2 separate regions of the Homo sapiens genome follow, and region 1 is linked to region 2. Evidence: chromatin loops called from intact Hi-C (ENCODE). Cell type or tissue: CD4-positive, alpha-beta T cell. All regions are shown on one strand. Each heading gives the region's core, and the rest is flanking DNA. Links, peaks and the distances in the headings are about the cores only.

Evidence for each region. Peaks named below come from ENCODE experiments on the same cell type or tissue, not always from the same donor. Only the 100,000 strongest peaks of a DNase experiment are listed, where the experiment ranks them.
Region 1: a loop joins it to region 2, with 11 times the contacts of the local background. A loop is called at or near these places in 5 of 110 quality-filtered maps.

The regions. Positions count from the first base shown.
Region 1 is chr7:5,163,500-5,178,932 of GRCh38, reverse strand. No RefSeq gene overlaps it. Among named protein-coding and RNA genes, the nearest start is that of WIPI2, 19 kb to the left of the region's middle. In CD4-positive, alpha-beta T cell, for the core only: CTCF peaks have their summits at 4,188 (motif pointing right) and 8,430; a DNase peak (open chromatin) is centred at 4,222.
Region 2 is chr7:4,964,556-4,979,988 of GRCh38, reverse strand. It overlaps the pseudogene RNF216P1. Among named protein-coding and RNA genes, the nearest start is that of MMD2, 13 kb to the right of the region's middle. RefSeq lists a silencer at 5,386-5,765 and an enhancer at 5,478-6,076. In CD4-positive, alpha-beta T cell, for the core only: a CTCF peak has its summit at 6,000 (motif pointing left); a DNase peak (open chromatin) is centred at 5,988; H3K4me3 peaks cover 1,793 bases; H3K27ac peaks cover 242 bases.

The DNA of each region.
Region 1 (15,433 bases), core at 3,533-11,532, 200 kb before region 2:
ATATTAAGTCCTGGGCATGGTGGCACATGCCTGTAGTGCCAGGTACTTTGGAGGCTGAAATAGAAGGATGATTTGAGTTCAGATACTCAAGTCCATCCTGGGCAACATAGTAAGAACTTCATCTCTAAAAACAAAAACAAAACCCACAACATTAAGTCTTCTGATCCATGAATATGGGACGTATTCCCATTTATTTAGGTCTGTGATTTCTTTCAACAATGTTTTGTGGTTTTAAATATACAAGTCTTGCAGTTTATTTGTTTATTTATTTGAGATGGAGTCTCTCTCTGTCCCCAGGCTGGAGTGCAGTGATGCAATCTCAGCTCACTGCAACCTCCGCCTCCGGGGTTCAAGCCATTCTCATGCCTCAGCTTCCTGAGTAGCTGGGACTATAGGCTCACGCCACCATTCCCAGTTAATTTTTTTGTGTTTTTAGTAGAGATGGGGTTTCGTCATGTTGCCCAGGCTGTTGTTGAACTCCTGACCTCAAGTGATCCACCCACCTCGGCCTCCCAAAGTGCTAGGATTACAGGCATGAGCCACTGTGCCCAGCCAATCCTATTTCTTTGCATGTCTCATAATTATTTCTTGAAAGCTGGATTTTTTTAAAAATTATTATTATTATTATCATTATTTGAGACAGAGTCTTGCTCTGTCGCCCAGGCTGGATTGCAGTGGCGTGATCTTGGCTCACTGCAAGCTCTGCCTCCTGGGTTCATGCCATTCTCCTGCCTCAGCCTCCCGAGAGCTGGGACCACAGGTGCCTGCCACCACACCTGGCTGATTTTTTGTATTTTTAGTAGAGACGGGGTTTCACCGTGTTAGCCAGGATGGTCTCAATCTCCTGACCTCGTGATCTGCCCGCCTTGGCCTCCCAACGTGCTGGGATTACAGGCGTGAGCTGCCACGCCCGGCCAAAAACTGGACGTTTTAGATAATGTATTTTAGCAACTCTGACACTTGATTCCCCCAACTCCAGTCAGGGGTTGTGGTTACTGTTGTTTGCTAGGTGATGTATTACTTTGTGACTGGGCTGAACAAGTTTCACCACTACGATCCTCATCTCACACTATGCAGACTCAGATGTCCCTGCTCAGATTTTTTCTTCCTGTTTTTACCTTTTAACTTGGCTACCTAGGGGTCGCCCCTGGGTCAGCATAAGCCACTTAATGGTTAAAGATTGTGCTTGGCCAGGCACGGTGGCTCATGTCTGTAATCCCAGCACTTTGGGAGGCCGAGGCAGGAGGAGCACTTGAGCCCAGGAATTCAAGACGGGCCTGGGCAACACAGCGAGACCCCATCTCTACAAAAAATAAAACAAATTAGCCAGTCATGGTGGTGCATGCCTGTAGTCCCAGCTACTCAGGAGACTGAGGTGGGAGGATTGCTTGGGCCCAGGAGTTCAAGGCTGCAGTGAGCCATGATCATGCCACTCCATTCCAGCAGCCTGAGTGACAGAGTGACACCTTGTCTCTCTCTCAAAAAAAAGTTGTGTTTAAGCCCCTTGGCCAGTTAGATTTTTGCCCTTTCCCACTGGACGTGTGTGTGGCTTGGAGGCTGCTATCACCATTCAGAGAATTTCCCCTTTTGCCCTGGTCAGTCAGGAACTGGTAGCTTGGCATTCTTCCTGTGATTTCTCCCGAGAAGGCGCAGCTTTGGGCAGGCAGCCTTCCAGATGGCCGGGGATGGCTCTGACGTCATCTTTAAGCCTGGCTTCCTAGGAGTCACCGCTGTGCCAGAGCGGCTTATCGTTTGTTCCGTGCTGGCCACAGCTTATGCTAAGCCCCTGGTACCTGTGACAATGGGTCTGGGTGCGTGTGGGGAATGTTTTGGGTCTACTCCAGGTGTTAATCTGATTGCTTCGAGTGGGTGCTGCCAAGCACAGGTCCACAGAATTCCTGACCACCTCCCCCCAGTTTGTCTATGATCCCGTGGAGATATTCTTGGCTCTCTCTTTCTCTCGTTCTCTCTCTCTCTTTTTCTTTTTTTTGGAGACAGAGTCTCGCTCTGTTGCCCAGGCTGGAGCGCAGTGGTGCGATCTTAGCTCACTGCAACCTCTACCTCCCATGTTCAAACGATTCTCCTGCCTCAGCCTCCGGAGTAGCTGGGACTACAGGTGCATGCTGCCACTCCCAGCTAATTTTTGTAGTTTTAGTAGAGATGAGGTTTCACCACGTTGGCCAGGGTGGTCTTGAACTCCTGACCTCAGGTGATCCGCCTGCCTTAGCTTCCCAAAGTGCTGAGATTATAGATGTGAGCCAATGTGCCTGGTCTTAAGTTTCTTTATAATCAATGGTCTCTTCAGTGCACTTTTTTTTTTTTCGAGATGGAGTCTCTCTCTGTCACCCAGGCTGGAGTGCAATGGCATGATCTTGGCTCACTGAAACCTCCACCTTCCTGGTTTAAGCAATTCCCCTGCCTCAGCCTCCCGAGTAGCTGGGATTACAGGTGCATGCCACCACGCCCAGTTAATTTTTTTGTATTTTTAGTAGAGACAGGGTTTCACCATGTTGGCCAGACTGGTCTCAAACTCTTGACCTCAGGCAATCGGCCCGCCTCAGCCTCCCAAAGTGCTGGGATTACGGGCATGAGCCACTGCGCCCGGCTTCACTGCCCGTTTTTATGTCAGGGATTTGTTGGCGAGACTGAAGCCCCTGTCCTACAGAATGTCCCGCATTCTGGATATAGCCAATTGTGTTCCTGTGGTTTCACTTAACACAAAGATGTGAATATTCTTGTCTCTTTTACTTAGAACTAGAGGAAAATCTGTTTGGGCAAGACTTCTGTGATTCCCATAGGTCAGAGGGTGTGTGTATTTTTTTCTCTTTTTTTTTTTTTTTTTTTGAGACAGAGTCTTGCTCTGTTGCCCAGGCTGGAGTGCAGTGGCGCTGTCTCGGCTCACTGCAATCTCCACCTCCCGGGTTCACGCCATTCTCCTGCCTCAGCCTCCCGAGTAGCTGGGACTACAGGTGCCCGCCACCATGCCCGGCCAATTTTTTGTATTTTTTAAGTAGAGACGGGGTTTCACTGTGTTAGCCAGGATGCTCTCAATCTCCTGACCTCGTGATCCACATGCCTCGGCCTCCCAAAATGCTGGGATGACAGGCGTGAGCCACCGCGCCCGGCCGGGTGTGTGTATTTTAGATTTTGACTTGTGCTGCTGAAAAGGTTGCACTAATGTACAGGCCTCTAACCCTGTATGGAAATGCCGTTCCCACCCCAGCCATAAGCAGAATCAACCCTTAATGTGATCTTTTAATATTTTTAATAGAGACAGGGTCTTGTTCTGTTGTCCAGAACTACTCCTGGGCTCAAGCGATTCTCCCACCTGGGCCTCCCAAAATGATGGGATACAGGCATGAGCCACCACACCCGGCCTACTATGATCTTTTAAAAATTCTTGGGCCCGGCGCCGTGGCTTACGCCTGTAATCCCAGCACTTTGGGAGGCCGAGGCGGGCGGATCATGAGGTCAGGAGATCGAGACCACCCTGGCTAACACGGTGAAACCCCATCTCTACTAAAAATACAAACAATTATTTAGGCGTGGTGGTGGGCACCTGTAGTCCCAGCTACTCGGGAGGCTGAGGTAGGAGAATGGCGTGAACCTGGGAGGCGGAGCTTGCAGTGAGCGGAGATCGCGCCACTGCACTCCAGCCTGGGCGACAGAACGAGACTCCGTCTCAAAAAAAAAAAAATTCTTTCAGTTTTTCTGAGACAGGGTCTCGCTCTGTCACCCGGGCTGGAGTGCAGTGGCATAATTATGACTCATTGCAGCCTTGACCTCCCGGGCTCAAGTCATCCTCCCACCGCAGCCTCCCAAGTAGCTGAGACTACAGGAGCGTCCCACCATGCCCAGCTAATTTTTATTTTTATTTTTTTGAGATGGAGTCCTGCTCTGTCGCCAGGCTGGAGTGCAGTGGTGCGATCTCGGCTCGCTGCAACCTCCGACTCCCCGGTTCGAGCGATTCTCCTTCCTCAGCCTCCGGAGTAGCTGGGATTACAGGCGTGCGCCACCATGCTCAGCTAATTTTTGTATTTTTAGTAGTGACAGGGTTTCACCATGTTGGCCAGGATGGTCTCAATCTCCTGACCTCGTGATTCGCCTGCTTTGGCCTCCCAAAGTGTTGGGATTACAGGCGTGAGCCACCGCGCCCGGCCAGTGATCATTTTTAATATGTGATAATTCTATTTCTGGCCACAAGAGGCCACCAACTCCCAGCATGTTGGACCCAAGGGGACCCTCCTAGGCTGGCTGACTTGGCATGGGCTCCCCTCCTGGGAGGCGGGAATGGGACTATTGTTCCGGGAAACACCTCAAGTCCCGTGATCAGGACTAGAGGAGTGGGGCGGACAGGGCAGGATTGGACAAGAGGCTGCACATGTCAGAGAAGGGCCAGGCTGAATTTCAGACCTGGTGGTCAGCTCCTGGAAATTCGAGCACTGAACCCTTCTGTGATTAAAAATGCATGGTAGTTAAAGCTGCCGGCCATCGTTATGGCAGCAGGTGTGCCTCCGAACACACTTCTTCCCCCCTCTGCTATGCACGACAGACATACACACACACACACACACACACACACAGTACAAAGATGTGGAGATGTGGCCTCTCTCTTTTTTGTTGGTGTAGTTACGTATATTTTCAGGTGCTTTTTTTTGGTTGATTGAAGTATAATTTACATACGGCAAAATTCACCTGTGTTAGGTGTATAGTTCTATACATTTTTTTTTTTTTTTGAGATGGAGTCTCGCTGTCACCAAAGCTGGTGTGCAGGGCACAATCTCAGCTCACTGCAACCTCCGACTCCCAGGCTCAAGCAATGCTCTTGCCTCAGCCTCCTGAGATGCTGGGATTACAGGCACCTGCCACCACACCTGGCTAATTTCTGTATTTTTAGTAGAGACAGGGTTTCATCATGTTGGCCAGGCTGGTCCCGAACTCCTGGCCTCAAGTGATCCACCCACCTGGGACTCCCAAAGTGCTAGGATGACAGGCATGAGCCACCTCACTTGGCCTGTTGTGGTTTAATTTGCAATTCCTCGTGGTCAGTAATGTTGTGCATGCTTTCCTGTGCTTATTTGCCATCCGTATATCTTCTTTGATAAAGCGTCTTTTCAACACTGAGTGCATTTTCTTTTTTAGAGGGGGAGTCTTCCTCTGTTGCCCAGGCTGAAGTGCAGTGGCGCCATCATAGCTCACTGTAATCTCACAGCGCTGTGTGCACAGCTGTGGTCCAAGCTACTCGAGAGGCTGAGGTGGGAGGGTCGTCTGGGAGGGTCGTCTGGCCCCAGGAAGTTGACGCTGCAGTGAGCTGTGATTGCGCCACTGCACTCCAGCCTGGGTGACAGAGCAAGACACCATCTTAAAAAAAAGAAAAAAAAAAAGGCTAGGCATAGTGGCTCATGCCTGTAATGCCAGCACTTTGGGAGGCCGAGGTGGGTTGATCACTTGAGGTCAGGAGTTCGAGAACATCCTGGCCAACATGGTAAAACCCCGTCTCTACTAAAAATACAAAAATTAGCTGGGCGTGGTGGCGCATGCCTGTAATCCCAGCTACTCGGGAGGCTGAGGCAGGAAAATCACGGAACCTGGGAGGCGGAGGTTGCAGTGAGCCGAGATCATGCCACTGCACTCCAGCCTGGCGACAGAGTGAGACTCGGTCTCAAAAAAACAAAACAAAACAAAAACCAAAAACAACAAAAAAGAAATCAATGATTTTTTTTTGTCAATAATAACCAAACACTGGAAACAGCTCAGGTGTTGATCAACAGCAGAAGGATTCAACAAACTATGGGGCACCTATGCCCTAGAAAACCACCTGACAATAAAAATAAGTGAACTACTGATGCCCACAACTTGCATGGATCTCAAACACGTTCTAAGGAATCTAGAATGATTCCATTTCTAAGAAGTTCTAGAATAGGCAAAGCTAGTCAGAACAGGCAGTGAAGATTGAGTGGAACAGGCATGATGGAACTTTCTGCGATTCTTTTTTTTTTTTTTGAGACAGGGTCTTGCTCTGTCACCCAGGCTGGAGTGCAGTGGTGCAGTGGCATGATCGTAGCTCACTGCAGCCTCGACCTCCTGGGCTCAGGTGATCCTTCTGCCTCAGCCTCCCGGCTAGCTGGGACCACAGGCACGCCACCACACCTGGCTAATTTTTGTAGTTGTTCTAGAGGCAGGGTCTTGCCATGTTGCCCAGGCTGGTCTCGATCTCCTGGACTCAAGTGATCTGCCTGACTCAGCCTCCTGAAGTGCTAGGACTGCAGGCGTGAGTCACCACACCTGCCCCATCATTTTTAAAAATGCATTTCAAAGTAGCTGGCAAACATCACGATAAGCACTTCAGCATGCATACTATTAACTAGAGTTGAATATGTGTTTACCGCTTCGTTTTTGGCAGGGGAAATTTACACGGTGCAATGCATAACTTTTGAGTGAACGTTCACTGATGGTTAACAAATGCAGACACATGTGTGAGCCAAAGCCCTTTAAATATATATAGAATCAGCCGGGCGCGGTGGCGCATGCCTGTAATCCCAGCACTTTGGGAGGCCGTGGCGGTGGATTACCTGAGGTCAGGGGTTTGAGACCAGCCTGGCCAACATGGTGAAACCCCGTTTCTACTAAAAATACAAAATCACCCAGATGTGGTGGCACATGCCTATAATCCCAGCTACTCAGGAGGCTGAGGGAGGAGAATCGCTTGAACCCAGGAGGCAAAGGTTGCAGTGCGCCGAGATCACGCCACTGCACTCCAGCCTGGGCGACAGAGTGAGACTCCATCTCAAAAAAGGCAAAAACAAAAACAACAGCAACAACTATATATATATATTCTGGCCAGGTGTAGTGATTCATGCTTTGAGAGCACTTTGGGAAGCAAAGGGGGTGGGTGGGAATGGCTTGAGGTCAGGAGTTTGAGACCATCCCAGGCAATGTGGTGAAACCCCATCCCTAGTCGAAATACAAAATATTAGCCGGGGGTGGTTGCAAGGCAGCACCACTGTACTTCAGCCTGGACACAGAGTGAGACTCTGTCTCAAAATTAAAGAAAGAAAAAAAAAGAAAAAAGGATGGATGAATGTATCAAGGGATAGATACATGACAGGACAAATAGGGTAAGATGCCAGTAGTAGCATCTGGGAGGTGGCCGTACATGTGTTCATGATACAATTCTGTTAAACTTCTCTGAATGCTTGAAAAAGTACAAGATAAAAATGTTGGCAAAATTAACTGTCAGTGATTTATCTTTCTGTCTTTTTTTGTTTGTTTCTGTTTCAGAGACAGGGTCTGGCTCTGTTGCTGAGGCTGGAGTACAGTGGCATGATCATAGCTCTCTGTAGCCTCAACCTCCTGGGCTCAAGTGATCCCCCTGACTCAGCCTCCCCAGTAGCTGGGATTACAGGCGTGTGCCAACATGCCCAGTTGATTTTTAAAATTTTTTTGTAGAGGCTGGGCTCGGTGGATCATGCCTGTAATCCCAGCACTTTGGGAGGCCAAGGTTGGTGGATGACCTGAGGTCAGGAGTTCGAGACCAGCCTGGCCAACATGGTGAAACCCCGTCTCTACTAAAAATACAAAGGAAAAAACAAAAGAAAAAAAAATCAGCCAGGCGTGGTGGCATGCGCCTGTAACCCCCAGCTACTTGGGAGGCTGAGCCAGAAGAATTGCTTAAACTGGGGAGGCAGAGGTTGCAGTGAGCAGAGATCACACCACTGCTCTCCAGCCTGGGCAACAGAGCAAGACTTCATCTCAAAGAAAATTTAAAAAAAAAAATTTTTTTTTGTAGATATGGGTCTTGCTCTGTTGCCCTGGCTGGTCTCAAACTCCTGGGCTCAGGGGATCCGACCCCTTCAGCCTGCCAAAGTGCTGGGATTACAAATATGAGCTACCTTGCCTGGCCTGATTTCTCTTTCTTAGTAGTACCTAAGAGAAACATGCATCTTACAGGTGATGGTGCCCTAGATCTAATGAAATATGGTGTTATTTTTAAGCTCAGCCAGGACGAGTGCAGTGGCTCACGCCTGTAATCCCAACACTGGGAGGCCAAGGCGGGTGGATCACTTGAGGTCAGGAGTTTGAGACCAGCCTGGCCAACATAGTGAAACTCTGTTTCGACTAAAAATACAAAAATTAGGTGGGCATGGTGGTGCACGTCTGTAAACGCAGCTTCTGGCAAACCTGAGGCATGAGAATCGCTTGAACCCAGTAGGCAGAGGTTGCAGTCTGCCGAGATTGCGCTACTGCACTCCAGCCTGGGTGACAGAGAAAGACGACTCTCTCAAAAAAAAAAAAAAGATACAAAGAAAAATAAAAGAAGCTCAGCAGCCAGGAACCTAGGCACTGCCCTCAGTGGCCACCACCTGCCCATTTCCTTTGAAAACTCTGGACTCTGTCTCCTGGAATCTGCATTCTCTGATCCCCCCAAGTCAACGTGGAACCAGCTCCTGCCCTAGATGGCAGCACCACCTTTTCCCAGCACCCATGCCACACCCTCCTGTGACACTGAGTGTGTGGTTCCCCTACTTCCTTCCCTCCCCGGCACCTGGAGGACAGAGGCCAGACCCCTTACTCCAATTCTAGGAACCAGAGGGACTCCAATCGCACCACACTGCTGCATGCCGCTGAGCCTTTGTGGGTGCTGGTGTTTTTGTTTTGTTTTTTGTTGTGGTGTTTTTTGAGACAGAGTCTCTCTCTGTCCCCCAGGCTGGAGTGCAGTGGCGTGATCTGCAACCTCTGCCTCCCAGGTTCAAGCATTCAAGCGATTCTCCTGCCTCAGCTTCCCAAGTTGCTGTGGGGACTACAGGCACGCACCAGCATGCCTGGCTAATTTTTGTATTTTTAGTAGAGATGGAGTTTCACCATGTTGGCCAGGCTGGTCTCGAACTCCTGATCTCGGGTGATCCACCCACCTTGGCCTCCCAAAGTACTGGGATTACAGGCTTGAGCCACCATACCTGGCCTGCTCTTGACCTCTTTTATTGTTGTTTTTGTTGTGTAGATCAAGCCACGACATCACTGGGTAGCTGTCAATCCATTAGGAACACCGCTAGGTCTATTTCCCATTGCCACTGATTGCTTGGGGTTAGGACGCCATGGTTCTCATTCCAGCGTTGCCACCCGTATGATCAGTGTATTTCTCTCACCTCTGATGGCTAAGTGCTACCTCTTAGAATTTATTTATTTATCGTTATTATTATTTTTTCAAGATGGAGTCTTGCTGTGTCGCCTAGGCTGGAGTGCAGTAGTGCGATCTCTGCTCCCTGCAACCTCTGCCTCCCAAGTAGCTGGGATTACAGGTGCATGCCACCATGCCTGGCTAATTTTTGTATTTTTAGTAGAGACGGGGTTTCGCCATCTTGGCCGGGCTGGTCTCGAACTCCTGACCTCGTGATCCACCCACCTCGGCCTCCCAAAGTGCTGGGATTACAGGTGTGAGCCACCCCACCCCGCCTATTTATTTATTGAAATGGAGTCTCGCTCTGTTGCCCAGGTTGGAGTTCAGTGGCATGATCTCGGCTCACTGCAACCTCTGCCTTCCGGGTTCAAGCAATTCTCCTGCCTCAGCCTTTTTAGTAGCTGGGCTTACAAGCACCCACCACCACGCCCAGCTAATTATTGTATTTTTAGTAGAGATGGGGTTTTGCCATGTTGGCCAGGCTTGTCTCCAACCCCTGACCTTGGGTGATTCATCCGCCTTGGCCTCCCAAAGTGTTGGGATTACAGGCGTAAGCCACCGCACCTGGCCAATTTTTGTACTTTTATTTTATTTTTATATTATATTATTATTTTTTTTCTGAGACAGAGTCTTGCTCTGTTGCCCAGGCTGGAGTGCAGTGGCATCATCTTGGCCCACTGCAACCTCTGCCTCCCAGGTTCTACCTTTCTCCTGCCTCAGCCTCCCAAGTAGCTGAGATTACAGGTGCCCGCCACCGCATCCTACCTAATTCTTGTACTTTTAGTAGAGATGGGGTTTTATCATGTTGCCAGGCTGGTCCTGAACTCCTGACCTCAGGTGATCCGCCCCCCTCAGCCTCCCAAAGTGCTGGGATTACAGGCATGAGCCATTGCGCCTGGCCAACTCCGCATTTTTAAACAAAGTTTTCTCTTCCTTAACCAATTAGAAATAAAAAAAAAAAATCTTTGAATCCACCTATGACCTGTAAGCCCCCACTTTAAGATATCCCACCTTTTAGGGCCAAACCAACGTATAGCCTCCATACTGATTTATGACTTTGCCGTAACCTCCGCCTCCTTACCTTTAAAGACGCCTACCTGCAAGCCAGCAGGGAGTTCTGGATGTAAAGCTGCCAGATTCTCCTTGCTTGGCGCCCTGCAAATAAATGCCCTCTTTTTTCTCGCTGCAAACCTTGGTGTGGGTGGTTGGCCTCACTGTGCCAGGCATCTGGACCCTGTGAAGGTCAGTCCTTGCTTCCTCTCACTGATTTTTTTTTTTTTTTGAGACAGGGTCTCACTCCCTTCTCCCAGCTGCTGGAGTGCAGTGGCACAATCATTGCCCACTGCAGCCTCCACTTCCTGGACTCGGGTGATTCTCCCACTTCAGCCTCCTGAGTAGCTGAGACCACATGCATGTGTCACCACGCCCGGCAAATGTTTTGTATTTTTAGTGCAGGCAGGGGTCTTGCTATGTTGCCCAGGCTGGTCTCAAACTCCTGAGCTCAAGCAGTCCGCCCGCCTTGGCCTCCTAAAGTGAAGGAAATATAGGTGTGTGCCACCATACCAGGCCCAAGATGTTATCTTTAATTTCTATAGAGAACCAAGTATCTGGTGACTCTAACTCCCTTGGCTATTGGTTTAAGCTACTTTTTTTTTTTTTTTGGAGACAGAGTTTTGCTCTGTCACCCAGGCTGGAGTGCAATGGTGCAATCTCGGCTCACTGCAACCTCCGCTTCCTGGGTTCAAGCGATTCTCCTGCCTCAGCCTCCTGAGTAGCTGGGGTTACAGGTGCATCCCACCACACCCAGCTAATTTTTGTAGTTTTGTTTTGTTTTGTTTTGTTTTGTTTTTGAGACACAGTCTCAGCTCTGGTGCTAGGCTGGAGTGCAGTGGTGCAATCTCGGCTCACTGCAGCCTCTACCTCCTGGGTTCAAGTGATTCGCCTGCCTCAGCCTCCCAAGTAGCTGGGACTACAGCGTGTGCCACCACGCCCAGCTAATTTTTGTATTTTTAGTAGAGATGGGGTTTCACCATGTTGGCCAGGATGGTCTTGATTTCTTGACCTTGTGATCCACCCGCCTTAGCCTCCCGCGGTAGTTTTTAGTAGAGACGGGGTTTCACCATGTTGGCCATGCTGGTCTCGAACTCCTGACCTCAGGTGACCTGCCTGCCTCAGCCACCCAAAGTACTGGGATTACAGCCATGAGCTACCGTGCCTGGCGGATTCAAGGCTGTTATCTGTATCCTGAGATCTGTTCCTTCTGGCTCCTTCATCCCCTCACAACCCTGTAGTTGCTTCTCTTGCAGTTACCCGCCATGATCCAATGCCATTTAACCTGAATCCATGCTCAGGGCTTCCCTATAAGTGCTGGGCTCTCTCCTGTTGGAAAGAAACAATTTCTTTTTCTTTTTTTTTTTTTTTTGAGATGGAGTTTCACTCTTGTTGCCCAGGCTGGAGTGCAATGGTGCGATCTTGGCTCACTGCAACCTCCGCCTCCCGGGTTCAAGCGATTCTTGTGCCTCAGCCTCCTGAGTAGCTGGGATTACAGGCACCCATCACCACGCCCTGCTAACTTTTTTGTGTGTTTTTAGTAGAGACATGGTTTCGCCATGTTGGCCAGACCGGTCTTGAACTCCTGACCTCAGGTGATCCGCCTGCCTCCACCTCCCAAAGTCCTGGGCTTACAGGTGTGAGCCACCAGGCCCGGCCGGAAAGAAATATTTTCTGAGATACATAAGCTTTTTTTAAAAATTAAGGGCCAGGCACCGTGGCTCACATCTGTAAGTGCAGCACTTTGGGAGGCTAAGGCAGGAGGATTGATTGAGGCCAGGAGTTGGAGGCTACAGTGAGCTGTGATTGCACCACTGCACTCTAGCCTGGGAGACAGAGCGAGACCCTGACTCTAACAATAATTACATCAATAAAATTTGAAAGTTAAAATTAAGATTCTTCAGCTTCTTTTGGGCCGGGTATGGTCGCTCATGCTTGTAATCCCAGCACTTTGGGAGGCTGCAGCAGGTGGATCACTTGAGGCCAGGAGTTTGAGACCAGCCTGGCCAACACTGTGAAACCCCATCTCTACTAAAAATACAAAAATTAGCCGGTGTGGTGATGCATGCCTGTAATCCCAGCTGTTCAGGAGGCTGAGACAGGAGAATCGCTTGAACTTTGGAGATGGAGGTTGCGGTGAGCTGAGAGCATGCCACTCTATTCCAGCCCGGGTGACAGAACTAGACTCCGTCTCAAAAAAAAAAAAGAAAGATTCTTCAGTCTCTTTTGATCTTCCTATGCCCACTTCATGGTGCCCGGAGCTGCTCATGTTTAGATTTGCCATGGGCGGTGCTCCCATACATCTGAAGATGCAAAGATCTCTTTTCTTCCTGGTCACCTAATCCTGCTGGCCTTCTCAGGCTCATCTGCAGAAGACCCCACTCAAAAGTAGGGTCTGGCCGGCCGCGGTGGCTCATGCCTGTAATCCCAGCACTTTGGGAGGCTGAGGCAGGTGGATCACCTGAGGTCAGGAGTTCAAGAACAGCCTGGCCAACATGGCGAAACCCCGTCTCTACTAAAAAATACCAAAATTAGCCAGGCATGGTGGTGGGCGCCTATAACCCCATCTACTCGGGAGGCTGAGGCTGGAGGATAGCTTGAACCTGGGGGTTGGAGGTTGCAGTGAGTCAAGATCATGCCACTGGGTGAAAGAGCGAAACTCCATCTCAAAAAAAATAAAAATAAAAAAAGTGGGGTCTTCTTCAGAAGATATGTTTGCATGATTTCCATGAGGAAGGCATGTGCTCTGTCCCTTTCTTCCCAATGCTCACTGTGTCTTTTTTTTTTTAATATATGTTTGCATGATTTCCATGAGGAAGGCATGTGCCCTGTCCCTTTCTTCCCAATGCTCACCGCGTCTTTTTTTTTTAATAGACTTGACTTTTTTAGGCCAGTTTTAGATTCATGGCAACATTGAGCGAAAGGTACAGAGAGTTCTCACATGTTCCCTGCCCGTGCTAATAGCCTCTCCCATTATCATCTTCCACCAACGTGGTACATTTGTTACAATCAGGGAACCTATATTGACATCATTTTCACACAAAGTCCACAGTTTGCATTAGGGTCCGTCTTGGTGTCGTGCATGTCATGGGTTTGGATAAATGTGTCAGAACATGCATCCACTGTTAGAGCTCTCTCAGAGGCGTTTCCCTGCCCGAAAAATCCTCCGTGCTCTGCCTCTTCATGCGTCCCTCCCTTCGTGCATCCGTCCCAGGGACAAAAGGTTGTCCCTGGCAACCTTTTGTTTCCAGACCCTAGCAACGGATCCTTTTACTGTCTCCATAGTTGGGCCTTTTCTGAATGTAATATAGTTGGAATCATACAGCATTAATTTTTTTTTTCCACTGAGACAGAGTCTCGCTGTGTCACCCAGGCTGGAGAGCAGTGGTGCCATCATAGCTCACTGCAGCCCTAACGTCCTGGGCTCAATTGATCCTCCCGCCTCAGCCTTCTGAGGAGCTGGGACTATGGGTATGCGTCACCACGCCCAGCCAAGTGTCCTGGATTTTTTTTTTTTTTTTTTTGAGATGAAGTCTCGTTCTTGTCCCCCAGGCTGGAGTGCAATGGCGCGATCTCGGCTCACTGCAACCTCCACCTCCCGGGTTCAAGCAATTCTCCTGCCTCAGCCTCCCAAGTAGTGGGATTACAGGCGCCCACCACCACGCCCAGCTAATTTTTGTATTTTTAGTAGAGACGGGGTTTCACCATGTTGGCCAGGCTGGTCTTGAACTGCTGGCCTCAGGTGATCCGTCCGCCTCGGCCTCCCAAAGTGCTGGGATTACAGGCATGAGCCACTGTGCTCTGCCGTGTTCTGGATTTTTGTCATCCTAATAGGTTTGTAGAGGTATCTCATTGTTTCAGTTTGCATTTTCCCAATGACATATGATATGAAGCATCTTTTCATATGCATATTTGCCACCTGTGTATCTTTTTTTTTTTTTTGAGATGGTGTGTTGCTCTGTCACCCAGGCTGGAGTGCAGTGGCGTGATCTTGGCTCACTGCAAGCTCCACCTCCTGGGTTCATGCCATTCTCCTGCCTCAGCCTCCCCAGTAGCTGGGACTACAGGTGCCTGCCACCATGCCCAGCTAATTTTTTGTATTTTTAGTAGAGACGAGGTTTCACTGTATTAGCCAGGATGGTCTCGATCTCCTGACCTTGTGATCTGCCTGCCTCGGCCTCCCAAAGTGGTGGGATTACAGGTGTGAGCCACCGTGACCGGTCTCCACCTGTATATCTTCTTTGGAAAGATGTCTCTTAAGGTCTTTTGGCCCATTTAAAAATCAGGTTGTTTTCCTATTGTTGAGTTTCAAGAGTTCTTTGTATATTTTGGTTAACAGTCCTTCTTCATTTTTTATTTTTTTTGAGACTGAGTCTCACTCTGTCGCCCAGGCTGGAGTGCAGTGGTGTGATCTTGGCTCACTGCAAGCTTCCGCCTCCCAGGTTCACGCCATTCTCCTGCCTCAGCCTCCCCAGTAGCTGGGACTACAGGTGCATGCTGCCACGCCTGGCTAATTTTCTGTATTTTTAGTAGAGACGGGGTTTCACCGTGTTAGCCAGGATGGTCTCGATCTCCTGACCTCGTGATCTGCCCATCTCGGCCTCCCAAAGTGCTGGGATTACAAGAGTAAGCCACCGCGCCCGGCCAACCGTCCTTCTTTATCAGCTATATCTTTAGCAAATATTTTCTCCCAGTCTGCGGCTTGTCTTTTCATTCTCTTGACAACATCTTTCAGAGGGAAGACATTTTTTAATTCAGTGAAGTCCAACTTAGCAATTTTTTTTCTGTTTTTTTTTTTTTTTTTTTTTTTTTGAGACGGAGTTTCACTCTTGTTGCCCAGGCTGGAGTGCAATGGCATGATGTCGGCTCACTGCAACCTCTGCCTCCCGGGTTCAAGTGATTCTCCTGTCTCAGCCTCCCGAGTAGCTGGGATTACAGGCATGTGCCACCATACCTGGCTAATTTTGTATTTTTAGTAGAGGTGGGGTTTCTCCATGTTGGTCAGGCTGGTCTCAAACTCCCGACCTCAGGTTATCTGCCCACCTCAGCCTCTCAAAGTGCTGGGATTACAGGCGTGAGCCATTGCACCCGGCCCAATTCTTTCTTTCATGAATCCCACCTTTGGCGTTGTATCTAAAAAGTCATTACCAAACCTGAAGTTATCTAGATTTTCTCCTGTGTTACCTTCTAAAAGTTTTATGGTTT
Region 2 (15,433 bases), core at 2,400-10,399:
TGCCTATCAAAAGTAGATGGGAAATTTCATTGCTAAGTGATATAAATGGAATACCACTTAGCAATGGAAAATACATAAACTGTGGCTCTACCCAACGTGAATAAACCTCACAAACATAATGCTGAGTGAAAAGAAGTCAGATGCAAAAGAAGACTATACAAAATCTTTATGTAGTGTTTAAAGAGGATAGCAACATTCTATTTCTTGAAGATTTCTGGGTTGTGGTTCCATAAATGTTTGGTTTGTGATAAATTATTGAGCTGTGCATCTTTATTTTGTTCATTTTTCTTTATGTATATTATATACACATTGGTATACAATAACCAAGTTTAAAAACTATACACAATAAAGAATATGTGGAAAGGCTTCAGAAGAGTGAGTAACTGGCATGTAAATAACCAAATGGCTTTCTTTCCTCACTGTAAGGAAGGTTAAATACCCAGGTAGAGTCTCTTGTTGAAAAATAAAAAATGCTTTAAGAGTTTGGGTAATCCAAGCCGGGTGAGGTAACACATGCCTGTAATCCCAGCTATTCGGGAGACTGAGGCAGGAGAATCACCTGAACCTGGGAGGCGAAGGTTGCAGTGAGCTGAGATCATGCCACTGCACTCCAGCTTGGGCAACAAGGGCAAAACTCTCTCTCAAAATAAATAAATAAATAAATAAATAAATAAATAAATAAATAAATAAATAAATAAAAGGTTTGCAGGGCACGGTGGCTCACGTCTCCCAGCACTTTGGGAGGCTGAGGCAGGGGGGTAACTTGAAGTCAGGAGTTCGAGACCAGCCTGGCCAACATGGTGAAATCCCATCTCTACTAAAAATACAAAAATTAGCTGGGCATGTTGGTGCACACCTGTAATCCAAGCTACTCAGGAAGCTGAGGCAGAAGAATCACTTGAACCCTGGAGACGGAGGCTGCAGTGAGCCAGGATCACGCCACTGCACTCCAGCCTGGGCAAGAGACTGAGACTTCGTCTTAAAAAAAAAAAAAAAGAGTTTGTGTAATCCGAAAACTTCAAGACAGGAATCTAAAGTCGTTTCAAACTGACACTGCCCTCGGGGACTTGAAAGAAGCAAAAGCAATTCTCTATAAAGAAACCAACTCTATCAAGAACTCAAGACATGAGCTTAGAGTCAAACTTAGAAAATACACAAGAAAACGAGGCACCATGGGAGCCAGCAGGAAAAACAGAATATGATTCCCAAGAACTTAACAGATCACAGCAATCAAACTCACAAAGAAGCTATGTTTATTGGTTAAAGAAATTTAAAAAAGACTAAAAATATAGGCAAAGAGCAAAACTCTAGGAAAATAACCAAGAGAATTAAAAGCTAAAATACCATAACCGAAAAACAGTGGATGAGTTAAAAGAAGATTACATTCTACTGAAGAGAAATTTGTGGGCTAGAAGACACATCTGAAGAAATCATCCAGAATGCATCTCAGAGACAAAGAGGTGGACTTAGAGACTTGGAGACTGTGGGAGAAGAGTTACAGAAGACAGGAAACAGCTACAAAATTTCCAGAACTGACCAACATCACCAATCTATGGCCAGGTAGTGTATACTCTTAATGGTTTTGCCTTACTGAGAAGCATGTTAAGCAAAATTGATAAAGATTAAGGGAAGGCCAGGTGCAGTGGCTCACACCTGTAATCCCAGCACTTTGGGAGGCTGAGGTAGGTGGATCACTTGAGGTCAGGAGTTCAAGACCAGCCTGGCCAACATGGGAAACTCCGTCTCTACCAAAAATACAAAAATTAGCCAGACATAGATGGCGCATGCCTGTGATCCCAGCTACTTGGGAGACTGAGGCAGGAGAATCACTTGAACCTGGGAGGTGGAGACTACAGTGAGCTGAGATCGCACCACTGCACTATAGCCTAGGTGACAGAGTGAGACTCCGTCTCGAAAATAAATAAATAAATAAATATAAATAAATCTGATGACGGTGGTTGCCTCTGTACAGAGGTGGGATCAGACAAGGCCACTATTGGCTCCAACAGTGTCACTGTACAAATCAGAAAAAAGTACCTACATTGGGCTAAGTACCTGGAAAGGGGACCTTCCTTCTCAGCCTTGGCAGGGAAGAAACTCACCTGCACCCCAGACTGAGAACTACAGGATAAGATACGAACTTTGAGGACAGGTGTTCAGTGAACTGTCTATTTTGTTTAAATTTACCACCAGGCTGGGCATGGTGGCCCATGGCTGTAATCCCAGCACTTTGGGAGGCCAAGGCGAGCAGATCACGAGGTCAGGGGTTCAAGACCAGCCTGACCAACATGGTGAAACCCTGTCTCTACTAAAAATACAGAAATTAGCCAGGCGTGATGGAGTACGCCTGTAATGTCAGCTACTCAGGAGACTGAGGCAGGAGAACTGCTTGAACCCGGGAGGTGGAGATTGCTGTGAGCCAAGATCACACCACCGCACTCCAGCCTGGGCAACAAAACAAGACTCCGTCTCCAAAAAAACAAAAAAAAATTTACAACTATTTCACCTCTGCAGATCAGAAGGAGGGGAAAGAGTATATTTTTCATTTTATATTCTTCAGGAGAACTTATTTTTTAAAACAGCATATTTATCATAACAAATTTTTTTTAAATAGAGACAAGGTCTCAATCTGTCTCCCACGCTTGAGTGCAGTAGCCTAACATAGCTCACTGCAGCCTTGAATTCCTGGATTCAGGCAATCCTCTTGCCTCAGCCTCCCAAAGTGCGAGGATTAAAGGTGTGAGCCATTTGTCTGGCCCATATTTATCCCTTTTGTAATGAAAATTAACAAATGTGGCCAGGCGGGTGGCTCATGCCAGCACTTTGGGAGGCCGAGGCAGGCGGATCACCTGAGGTCAGGAGATCAAGACCAGCCTGACCAACATGGAGAAAACCCATCTCTACTAAAAATACAACATTAGCAGGGCATAGTGGCACATGCCTATAATCCCAGCTGCTCGGGAGGCTGAGGCAGGAGAATCGCTTGAACCCGGGACGTGGAGGGTGCAGTGAGCCGAGATTACGCCATTGCACTCCAGCCTGGGCAATGAGCGAAATTCCGTCTCAAAAAAAGAAAGAAAAAAAACCAAAACTGCAGAACAAAAAAATACATGTTCCAAAATTCCCCTCAAGGCTAAGCCAGAATCTTCTGGCAAAAAAGAAATTAGGCATCATGGGAGGACAAGACTGGTTCAGCATCACCTGTAGTATTTCAGATCATAAATGCCTAGTGGAGCACTCCTTTATAATCACCACGCCTTCAAAAACTGATGCTGACACTGTCTCTTAAGACTCAATGACTACATATTAACAGCGTCTTGCCAGTAAATTAACAGCTTATTAATCCAGTTGCAATGAATGAGTCTTACACTTCATTCATGCCAGCAATATCATTATCTGATATAATTCTAGTCTAACTAGTCTTTTTATGTCAAAAATGAAATGTCCCTGGATTCTAAATGGTACAAAATAGGTTCATTTCAAAAGATACAGCTGTGATACTAAAAGGAAAAAGCCACAGGGAAAGGGATGAAGTGAGAACAAACAACTTACCTTGTCCCCGATGGCAGTGAAAGTTGTTCAAGTGAATTACCTCTTCATTGTTGTTTCCCTCTTCCATTTTCAAATGCAGACATGCACATACGGGACTGCTAATATCTAAACATGGTGACCATCTGTTTCAAAAGAGCTGAAAAGGAAGCAAAGAGGAACAGTAAGAATGAGGGAGTATCAAAACTCTTGCCATGTATCTGGTCAGGGGGACATCTGAAGCTTATGCTGAAAACATTCCTTAAGAAAACATATCCAAGGAGGTGGGTCAAAAAAAAAAAAACCACACAAACTCAAAACCTATGACATTAAAACATATGTTTAAAATACACATATTAAAGAGACAAAGTACTGACAGAGAAATGACATCTTGATACAAATATGCTAACAAAGAAATGGGCTAAGGGTATTAATAGGCAATTCACAAAAAAGAAAACACAGAAGATGCTCAACCTCACTAATAATCAGGGAAAGGCAAATCAGAAAATGAATTATGTTTCAGCCAGACGCAGTGGCTCAAGCCTACAATCCCAGCACTTTGGGAGGCCGAGGCGGGCAGGTCACAAGGTCAGGAGTTGGACACCAGCCTGACCAACACGGTGAAACCCCAGCTCTACTAAAAAATACAAAAATTAGCCAGGCATGGTGGCACGCGCCTGTAATCCCAGCCACTCCGGACACTGCCGCAGGAGAATCGCTTGAACCCGGGAGGCTGAAGTTGCAGTGAGCCAAGATCGCCGCACTGCACTCCAGCCTGGGCAACAGAGTGAGACTCCGTCACAAAAAAAAAAAAAAAAGGAATTATGTTTCAAACCACTGGGGTGGCAAAAAAGGCAAGTATGTAAGAAATGGGAAATCTTATACATTGCTGGTTTGGATAGTAACTTGGAAAAGATATTCTGAATAGCAATCAGCAATACGCCCTAAATTACAAATGTACATTCCCTGTGACTTAGCAATTCCACTTCCAGGTATATTAGCTAAAGAAACCTCTGTGTGTTCTCCAAGAAATATGCATAATAGAATATACGGACAGGGATGGTGGTCATTACAGCAAATATGCAATAAAAGCAATTGGAAATGGCCTTACTGGACTTCAATAAAGGAATAAATAAAATTCATATGATACAACACAGTTAAATTAACGTTAAATGAAAGTGTGATACCATTTATGTAAATTCATACACAAATTTTAAATACATATTTAAATATTAAATTAAAAAATACAGCCAGGCGCGGTGGCTCACACCTGTAATCCCAGCTCTTAGGGAGGCCGAGGTGGATGGATCACGAGGTCAGGAGATCGAGACCATCCTGGTTAACACGGTGAAACCCCGTCTCTACTAAAAAATACAAAAAATTAGCCGGGCGTGGTGGCGGGCGCCTGTAGTCCCAGCAACTCGGGAGGCTGAGGCAGGAGAAGGGTGTGAACCCGGGAGGCAGAGCTGGCAGTGAGCCGGGATCGCGCCACTGCACTCCAGCCTGGGCGACAGAGCGAGACTCCGTCTCAAAAAAAGGAAAAAAAAAAAAATAATAACGTTCTCTTTGCACTATCAAAGTACCTAGGACAACTGCTACCCAGGCCCTTAAGGATTCACAGAGCCCTGGCGGATTTGTCAGAAATTTCTGTAACCCGCACGCCGCGCACGCTCCACGTTGGCTGCAAGTGGCCCAAGTCTTAGAGCCCTGGTCCCGTTCCACCGGGAGCAGAACCACCTCGACGCGGGGACAGCGGCCTCGCTCCCTGCCCAGCGCCCGGACCCCCGAGCCGGGCCAGCCCCCAGCGCCCCGCAGAAAGGTCTGACGCACTTGCGGCGCCCTCGCGAGTGCCGGGTGACAGTCGCCAAGTTTCACGGAACAACACGCGCTCCAGATGTGAGGGGAGAGGAGGAAAAACGCCGCCCGCCTGGGCTGGGGTTCACAGGCACGGGCCGCCTCCCGCCGCTCCTCCAGGCCGCGCTCGGGTGCACGGACACCGCCTCCGCGGCGGCCTCGGGCCCGAGGGAGGGAAGCGGCCCGAGGGGCCGGCTCGCGAAACTTCGCGAAGTGGCGGGAGGGTGTCGCTCCCGCCTCGCCACCGCAGGGGGCTTGGAGACGCCCAGCCCAGCTCCCCGGCCCGATCCCGCCCGGGCCTCGGCCGCGCCCCTCAGCTCTGTGGTGCTCACGGCCCGCGCCCCCGCCCCCACCCCCGCAGCTCAACGGAGGCGTCACGCAGGGAGGCCGCCTCGCCTCACAGACCCGCCCAGAAGCTCGAGCGCGCCCCGCAGCCGACACTCACTCGCCACTCAACTCGCCGGCTAGCCAGGCGGGTTCGGCGACCTTCGCTACCACGCCGCTTACTCCTCCAAAGCTGCAGCTACGAGCTCCGTGGCAGCCGCTGCATTCCTTCCGGCCCTGCCCCGGCGTCACCTCGCGCAAGCGTACAGCGCGCGTACAGCGCCCCCTCCCGACTAACGACAGGAAGAACCATAGAGGCACTCCGGGTGCTGCGGAGGAGGGACCGGGGGGCTCACCATAGAGAGGGCAGCCTAGCCGCGCCTGCATCCGGGCTCTCCGCCTACGGAGACTTGACTCCCCCACGAGGCTGGAGGATGAAAGGAACGGAGACCCCCAATCCCCGACCCCACAGGAGCCACCATCTCCCCAGAGCTGAAAAGGGTATGGGGCAGGTGGTTGTGGATGTTTACTCGATATCTACTTATTTGCCCTAATTCCTTTGGCAAGTCATTCATTCATTCTGCAAATATATTCTGCGGATTTCCTGTGGGCCATGCACTATTCTAGGAATTGGGGAAATTAAGAGAAAAGTGGGTCTCACGGCTGGGCACAGTGGCTCACGCCTGTAATCCCAGCACTTTGGTAGGCCAAGGCGGGTGGATCACTTGAGGTCAGGAGTTCCAGACCAGCCTGGCCAACATGGTGAAACCCCTTCTCTACCAAAAATAAAAAAATTACCCGGGCGTGGTGGCGGATGCCTGTAGTCCCAGCTACTCTGGAGGCTGAGGCAGGAGAATGACGTGAACCCAGGAGGCGGAGCTTGCAGTGAGCAGAGATCGCACCACTGCACTCCAGCCTGCGCGACAGAGCAAGGCCCTGTCTCAAAAAAAAAAAAAAAAAAAAGAAACAGAATCTCGCTTTGTTGCCCAGGCTGATCTCGAACTCCTGGGTCCAAGTTATCCTTCCGTCTTGCCCTCCTAAAGTGGTGGTATGGCAGGTGTGAACTGCCACGTCTGGCTAGGAATTTTTTATTAGTAAAATGGGAATTTTAAGATATTATCTATTGCCCGGTGTTCTTGCAAGGATGAAATGGGGTCATATGTGAACTGAGAGGCTCTCATTGGAGTTATTTGTTGACATGTTCTTGTCTCAGGCATTTTTGGAGTCATAAAGACAATTATCCTATCTCTGCATTTCTCCCAATGAGGGTGAGAGGAAGCTACTCCTTCCTTCTAGGTAGTCTGGAATCATTCAGGTTATTTTTGAAGCCTCTGGCTTTTTTTTTTTTTTTTTTTTTTTTGAGACGAAGTTTCACTCATGTGCCCATGCTGGAGTGCAATGGCATGATCTTGGCTCACTGCAACCTCTGCCTCCCGGATTCAAGTGATTCTCGTGCCTCAGCCTCCCATGTAGCTGAGATTATAGGCGCCCGCCACGACATCCGCCTAATTTTTGTATTTTTAGTAGAGGCAGGATTTCACCATGTTGGCCAAGCTAGTCTCGAACTCCTGACCTCAGGTGATCTGCCTGATTCGGCCTCCCAAAGTGTTGGCATTACAGGTGTGAGCCACTGTGCCCGGCCCTGTTTTTTTCGGGGGGCGGAGGGTTGGGGTCTCACTCTGTCAGTGAGGCTAGACTGCAGTGACTCAATCAATCATAGTTCACTGCAGCCTTGACCTCCCAGGCTCAAGGGACCCTCCCATCCCAGCCTCCTGAGTAGCTGGGACTATAGGTGTGTGCCACCATGCCTGACTAATTTTTTAAGTTTTTTTGTATAGATAGGGTCTTTCTATGTTGCTCAGGTTGGTCTGAAACTGCTGGCCTCAAGTGATCCTCCTGCCTCGGCCTCTCAAAGTGCTGAGATTATAGGCTTGAGCCACCGCACCTGGCCTGTTTTTGTTTGTTTTTTTGAGACGGAGTTTCACTCTTGTTACCCAGGCTGGAGTGCAATGGCACCGTCTCGGCTCACCGCAACCCCTGCCTCCCAGGTTCAAGTGATTCTCCTGCTTCAGCCTCCTGAGTAGCTGGGATTACAGGCATGTGCCACCACACCCAGCTAATTTTGTATTTTTAGTAGAGACAAGGTTTCTCCATGTTGGTCAGGCTGGTCTCGCACTCCTGACCTCAGGTGGTCCACCCGCCTCGGCCTCCCAAAGTGCTGGGATTACAGGCGTGAGCCACCGCGCCCGGCCTGTTTTCTTTGTCTTAATGTTAACCAGCACCAAGAATCAGAAAGGGCAAGATAGCTACCTGCAGACTAAACTATTGTCAACAAGTGATGTTTTGCTGTTTTCCTGGGAAGAAGCATGGAAGTTCTGTCTATGAAAATCCGTATCATCTGTGCTGGCTGTAATTCCATGCAGTTACGGCCAAAGGCGTGCAACCTGCACTCACCCCGTGAGCCTGCCCGAGAGCCGAGGCTGTAACTCCCCCACCCCATGAGTCATCACGGCACGGCTTCATTGCATTTTCTGGTTACAGTTAGTTTAATGTGCATCTGACCTGTGAAATCATTGACAGTAGTGGAGGACCGCCATTATTCACAATTTGTCCATCATCATTTTGTTCCCAAGAACTGTCATCAGCCGTATCTACATGAAGGTGTGCTGGTGTTGTCATAGAGGACATTATTCCCGAACTCAGTCTGCTTTCAGAAGCAGTAATTTCCTGCCATTTTGGCCCATTATTTGTAAAAAAAAAAAAAAAAAAACTAAAAAAAAAAAATGTTATTTAGGTGTAATTTATACGTGGTACAAGGCACCCCATTTAAGTGTACCTTTCTACCAGTTTTGACAAATTTATACACCCTCGTAACCCCCCACAATCAAGATAGAGATCATTTCCATCACCCCAGACTATTCCCTCCTGTTCCTTCCAGTCCATCCCTCCATAATCCCCATCCCTGGTGCTAGGCAACCACCTGCTTTTGGGCACCTGGTTTGTGTCACTTTATATTACTTATTTGTTTTGAGATGGGAGTCTTGCTCTGTCACCCAGGCTGGAGTGCAATGGTGTGATCTTGGCTCACTGCAACCTCCACCTCCTGGGTTCAAGCGATTCTTCTGCTTCAGCCTCCTGAGTAGCTGGGATTACAGGCACCCCCCACCACACCCAGCTAAGTTTTTGTATTTTTATTTTATTTTATTTTTGTTATGGAGTCTCACTCTGTCGCCCAGGCTGGAGTGCAGTGGCGTGATTTTGGCTCACTGCAACTTCCGCCTCCCAGGTTCAAGCGATTCTCTTGCCTCATCCTCTCGAGTAGCTGGCTTTACAGACATCCACCACCATGTCCAGCTAATTTTTGTATTTTTAGTAGAGATGAAGTTTTGCCATCTCTACTAAAAACATGGCCAACTAAAGTTGGCCAGGCTGGTCTCGGACTCCTGACCTCAGGTGATCCGCCTGCCTTGGCCTCCCAAAGTGCTGGGATTACAGGCTTGAGCTACCGCACCCGGCCCTTTTTCTCATTTTAGACTACAATTTATCTTTCTGTAGTTTCACACACATGGGATCATATGGCATGCACTCTTGTGTCTGGTTTCTTTTGCTCAGCATGCTTTTTGTTTTTTGAGACAGGGTCTCACTCTGTTGCCCAGGCTGGAGTGCAGTGGTATGATCTTAGCTTACTGCAGCCTCGATCTCCCAGACTCAAGCCATCTTCCTGCCTCGCCTCCTGAGGAGCTGAGACTACAGGCACGCATCACCATGCCTGGCTAATTTTTTTGATTTTTAATAGGGATGAGGTCTTACTATGTAGTCCAGTCTGATCTCGACCTCCTGAGTTCAAGTGATCCTCCCACCTCAGCCTCCCAAAGTGCTGGGATTACAGGTGTGAGCCCCCGTGCCTGGCCTCTGCATGTTTCTGAGATTCTTCTATGTTACATGTATCAGTAGTTCATTCCTTTTTACTGCTGAGTAGTATTCGACCGCAAGGATATGACACAATTCATTCATCCATTCACCAGCCGGTGCACACTGAGTTTCTTTTATTTTGGGGCAATTATGAATAAAACTGCTATGCACATTCGTGTAAAAGTTGTTGGGTGAATACATGTTCATTCTCTAAGTGTGGAATTGCTAAATCATATAGTAAGAACCAAACTGTTTCCCAAACTGGTACATCATTTTACTTTCCCACTGGCACTGAAGGAGAGGTCCAGTTGCCATTCTTGGTATCACTAGTCTTTAATTTCAGCTGTTGTAATGGACAGGTAATGGTCTATCACTGTGGTTTTGATTTGCATTTCCCGGCTGGCTAATATGTTGAGCATCTTTTCTTGTGCTAATTGGCCTTTTGAATATCTTTCTTTTTTTTTTTTTTAGACACAGCATTGTCTAGGCTGGACGGCAGCAGCATGATCATAGCTCACTGCAGCCTTGAATTCGTGGGCTCAAGCGATCCTCCCACCTCAGCCTCCTTAGTAGCTGGGCCTACAGGCACATGCCACCACTCCTGGCTAATTTATATGATTTTTTTTTTTTAGAGATGGGGTCTCGCTATGTTGCCCAGGCTGGTCTTGAACTTCTGGCCTCAAGTGATCCTCCCACCTTGACCTCCTAAAGCGCTAGGATTACAAGTGTGAGCCGCTGTGCCCAGCCCTGGCCTTTTGTATATTTTCTTTTGTGAAATTTCTGTTCAAATTTTTTAAATCCCATTTTAAAAATTGGATTTGTTTTTGTCTTCTCAGAGTTGACTTGTAAGTGTTCTTTTTATAGTTTGGATATAAGATTTTAGTATTGCATACATTTCCTCTGGCTTACTTTTCATTTCCTTCTTTAATTTTGTTTTTCATTTTTTATTTTCCAAGGCTGTCCCTTCCCTTCCCCTCCCCCACCCTTCCCTTCCCTTCCCTTCCCTTCCCTTCCCTTACTCCTTCCCTTACTTTCCCTTCCCGTCCCTTCCCCTCCCTTCCCTTTTCAGACATAGTCTCACTCTGTTGCCCAGGCTGGAGTGCAGTGGTGCTGTCTCGGCTCACCACAGCCTCAACCTCCCAGGCTCAAGCAATCCTCCCACCTAGGCCTCTCAAGTAGCTGGGACCACAGGCACGCATCACCACACCTAGTTAATTTTTGTATTTTTGGTAGAGATGGAGTCTCTTGATCTTGATGAGAGCAACATAGTGAGTACTGGGGTTACAGGCGTGAGCCACCGCGCCCGGCCAAATTGTACATTTAAAAATAACTAAAAGAGGCCGGGCGTGGTGGCTCATGCCTGTAATCCCAGCACTTTGGGAAGCCAAGGCAGGTGGATCACAAGGCCAGGAGTTTGAGACCAGCCTGGCCAACATGGTGAAACCTCGTCTCTACTAAAGATACAAATAATTAGCAAGGCGTGGTGGCGGGTGGAGGGCGCCTGTAATCCCAGCTACGCAGGAGACTGGGGCAGGAGAATCGCTTGAACCTGGGAGGTAGAGGTTGCAGTGAGCCAAGATCGCACCACTGCACTCCAGCCTGGCGACAGAGCGAGGCTCCGTCTAAAAATAAATAAATAAATAAAATGTCTTGCGAGAACAGGGAAAGGAGACTGGCTCAGGGTTAGTATGGTGGTTGGTGGGTGTGACTGGGTGAGGGTTTGTGCACTCAGGGGCTTGTGTGGTTTAAAGCTCCCATTGGCGGCAAAGGAGGGAGCACTGAGGCTTCTTATCAACTTCCCCAGATGTCAGTCACAGGGGAAGAGGGAAAATGATACTTAAAAGCTTTCAGCACTATTTAAGCTTTGGCCGGGCGCGGTGACTCACACCTGGAATCGCAGCACTTTGGGAGGCTAAGGTGGGTGGATCACTTGAGGTCAGGAGTTCAAGACCAGCCTGGCCAACATGGTGAAACCCTGTCTCTACTAAAAATACAAAAATTAGCTGGGCGTGGTGGCGCACGCCTGTAGTCCCAGCTACTCGGGAGGCTGAGGCAGGAGAATCACTTGAACCCTGGAGGCGGAGGTTGCAGTGAGCCGAGATCGCGCCATTGCACTCCAGCCTGGCGACAGAATGAGACGCTGTTAAAAAAAAAAAAAAAAAAAAAAAAGATTTAAAAATAGAACAAAGCCAGGCATGGTGGCCTACACCTATGATCCCAGTGCTTTGAGAGGCTGAGATGGGAGGATTGCTTGAGACTAGGAGTTTGAGACCAGCCTAAACAACATAGCATGTTTCTACAAAAAAATTAAAAATTAAAAATTAAAAATAAAAATAGGCCGGGTACACTGACATGACTGTAATCCCAGTGGGAGGCTGAGGTGGGAGGACCACTTGAGACCAGGAGCTTGATACCAGCCTGGGCAACAAAGTGAGACCTCGTTTTCTACAAAAAAATACATATATATATGTGTGTATATATATATATACGTATATATACACATATATATACGTATATATATACATATATATACGTATATATACACACATATATATACGTATATATATACATATATATACGTATATACGTATATTATATATACGTGTATATATATATATATATATATATGTTTTTTTTTTTTTTTGAGACAGAGTCTCAAAACACAGAGCCTGTGTTGCCCAGGCTGGAGTGTAGCAGCATGATTTCGGCTCACTGCAATCTCTGCCTCCCAGTCTTAATTGATTCTTATGCCTCAGCCTCCCGAGTAGCTGGGATTACAGGCATGTGTCACCATACCCAGCTAATTTTTATATTTTTAGTAGAGATGGGTTTTTGCCATGTTGGGCAGGCTGGTCTTGAACTCCTGGCCTCAAGTGATCCACCTGCCTCAGCCTCCCAAAGTGCTGGGATTACGGGTACAAGCCACCATGCCTGGCCAAAATTTTTTTTTTATAATAAATAAAAATAGGCAGTGTGTGGTAGCTCATGGCTATAATCCCAGTACTTTGGGAGGCTGAGGCAAGAGGATCACTTGAGGCCAGGAGTTTGAGACCAGCCTGGGCAACATAGTGAGACCCTCATTCTCTACAAAAAAAAAAAAAAAAAGTAGCCAGGCATGATGGTGTGCACTTGTAGTCCCAGCTACTAGGGAGGCTGAGGTGGGAGGATGGTTTGCACCCAGGAGTTCAGGGCTATAGTGAGCTGTGATCATACCAGGTGACAGAACCAGACCCTGTCTCTGAAATAAAAATAAAATAAGACCAAAGTGTGTTTCCTACTCTCACACCACTCTATACTTAACACAAAGCACTTTTGTTGTTGTTGTTTTTTGAGACGGAGGCTTGCTCTGTCGCCCAGGCTGGAGTGCAGAGGTGTGATCTCGGCTCACTGCAACCAGCCTCCTCTTCCTGGGCTCCAGCGATTCTCCTGCCTAAGCCTCCCAAGTAGCTGGGATTACAGGCACCTGCCACCACGCCTGGCTAATTTTTGTATTTTTAGTAGAGACAGGGTTTTGCTATGTTGGCCAGGTTTGTCTTGAACTCCCGGCCTCAAGTGATCTGCCCGCCTCAGCCTCCCAACGTGCTGGGATTATAGGTGTGAGCCACCATGGCCGGCCTGTTTACCAGTTTACTATAAGGGGCATTACGGAAAATGCAGAGGAATGGCCAGATGCCGAGGCCAAAGGGGCAAGTTTTGTGGGAAGGGGTGGAGCTTCCATGCCCTCTCTGGGCACACCACCCTCCCGGCACCTCCACAAGTTCAGCATCGAAGCTCTCCGAGTGCTGTCCTTTTGTTTTGTTTTGTTTTGTTTTTTTGAGACAGAGTCTTGCTCTGTCACCCAGGCTGGAGTGTAGTGGCGTGACCTCAGTTCACCATACCTTCACCTCCTGAGTTCAAGCAATTCTCCTGCCTCAGCCTCTCAACTAACTGGGACCACAGGCACGCCCCACGATGCCTGGCTAATTTTTTTTATTTTTAGTAGAGTAGAGATGGGGTTTCACCATGTCGGCCAGGCTGGTCTCAAACTCCTGACCTCAGGTGATCTGCCCACCTCAGCCTCCCAAAGTGCTGGGATTACAGGCATGAGCCACCATGCCCCGCCCTTCTTGGGTTTTTTGGAGGCTTCATTTCATAGGCATGATATACTGAATCATTGGTGATAAACTCACTTGTCAGTCCCTCTCCCCTCTCCGGAAGTCAGGGGGAGGAGTAAACGTTCTAACCCTCTAATCATGTGGTTGGTTCACCTGGTAACTAGCCCCCGCATCCTGAGGCTACCCAGGAGCCCCCCAGGAGTCACCTCACTAGAACAAAAGATGCTCCTATCACTCAGGACGTTACGGAGGTCTTAGGAGCTCTGTGTCAGGAAACAGTCAAAGATCAAATATTACAACTAAAGATCCTCCTAGTGCCCCCGTCTGCAAAGGTTTCAGAAGCTCTGCCTCAGGAACCAAGGGAAGGAACCAAATAATATTTCTTATTGTATCACAATATCACAAGCAGTTAAACATCAAAAAGGGAGTCAAGGCCGGGCGGGGTGGCTCATGCCTGTAACCCCAGCACTTTGGGAGGCTGAGGAAGGAGGATCGCTTGAGCCCAGGAGTTTGGGATCAGCCTGGGCAACACAGTGAGACCTTGTCTCTACAAAAAATTAAAAGATTAGCGGTGTGTCATGGTGTGCATCTGTGATCCTAGCTACTTGGTAGGCTGAGGTGGGAGGATTGCTGGAGACCAGGAGATCGAGGCTGCAGTAAGCCATGATTATGCCACTGCACTCTAGCCTGGACAACAGAGGGAGACCCTGTCTCAAAAAAATGGGTAGGGGGAGTTAGACTATTACATTTAGTATCAGCGTCAGTTCAGGTTCTGTATGCCATAACCTGACACAAATGTGGGTATTGTGTTTTCTTTCTTTTTTCTTTCTTTTTTTTTTTTTTTTGAGACAGAGTCTCTCTCTGTCCCCCAGGCTGGAGTGCAGTGGTGTGATCTGCAACCTCTGCCTCCCAGGTTCAAGCGTTCAAGCGATTCTCCTGCCTCAGCCTCCCAGTAGCTGTGGGGACTACAGGCGTACGCCACCGCATCTGGCTAATTTTTGTATTTTTAGTAGAGACAGGTTTTCTCTATGTTTGCCAGGCTGGTCTCACACTCTTGACCTCAAGTGATCCTCCTGCCTTGACCTCCCAAAGTGCTGGGATTACAGGCACCTGCCATCATGCCTGGCTAATTTTTGTATATTTAGTAGAGGTGGGGTTTCGCCATGTTGGCCAGGCTGGTCTTGAACTCCTGATCTCAAGTGATCCGCCTGCCTTGGCCTCCCAAATGCTGGGATTACAGGCGTGAGCTACCATGCCTGCCTACAGGTGCTGTTGATGCTGTTCCCTTTGCTTGGAACTCACTTCCCCACCTGGATGCCTTTTTCTCACCTGCTCCTTCTTGTCCTCCTGCTCGTTTTCCAGCCATCTTGCAAGACTCAGCTGAGAAGACTTCCCTGACTTCCTTCAGACCCTAATACCCCAGGCAACGTTGTTTCCCCGTCCTAGGGCCACCCCCAGGCCGCCGGCAAAGACACTCTCCTTGGCCAAACTCCAGCCCGGCTCTTTTGAGCGCTTTCTCAGCTGGGCCTCAGCCTTGGCCCATAAAAACTTGAACAAACACGAACCTCGTTTCCAGCCGCTCAAGGTTGCATCCCTAGGATGGCCCCTGTCTCTCTAAAAGTGCCTGCCTGAGAAAGCTCAAGGCTGCCAGAAGTTACAGTTTGTTCCAGCAATGCAGGAGGAGAGGGCTCCTGTGTCCCAGCCTCCAGGGGAGGGCAGGA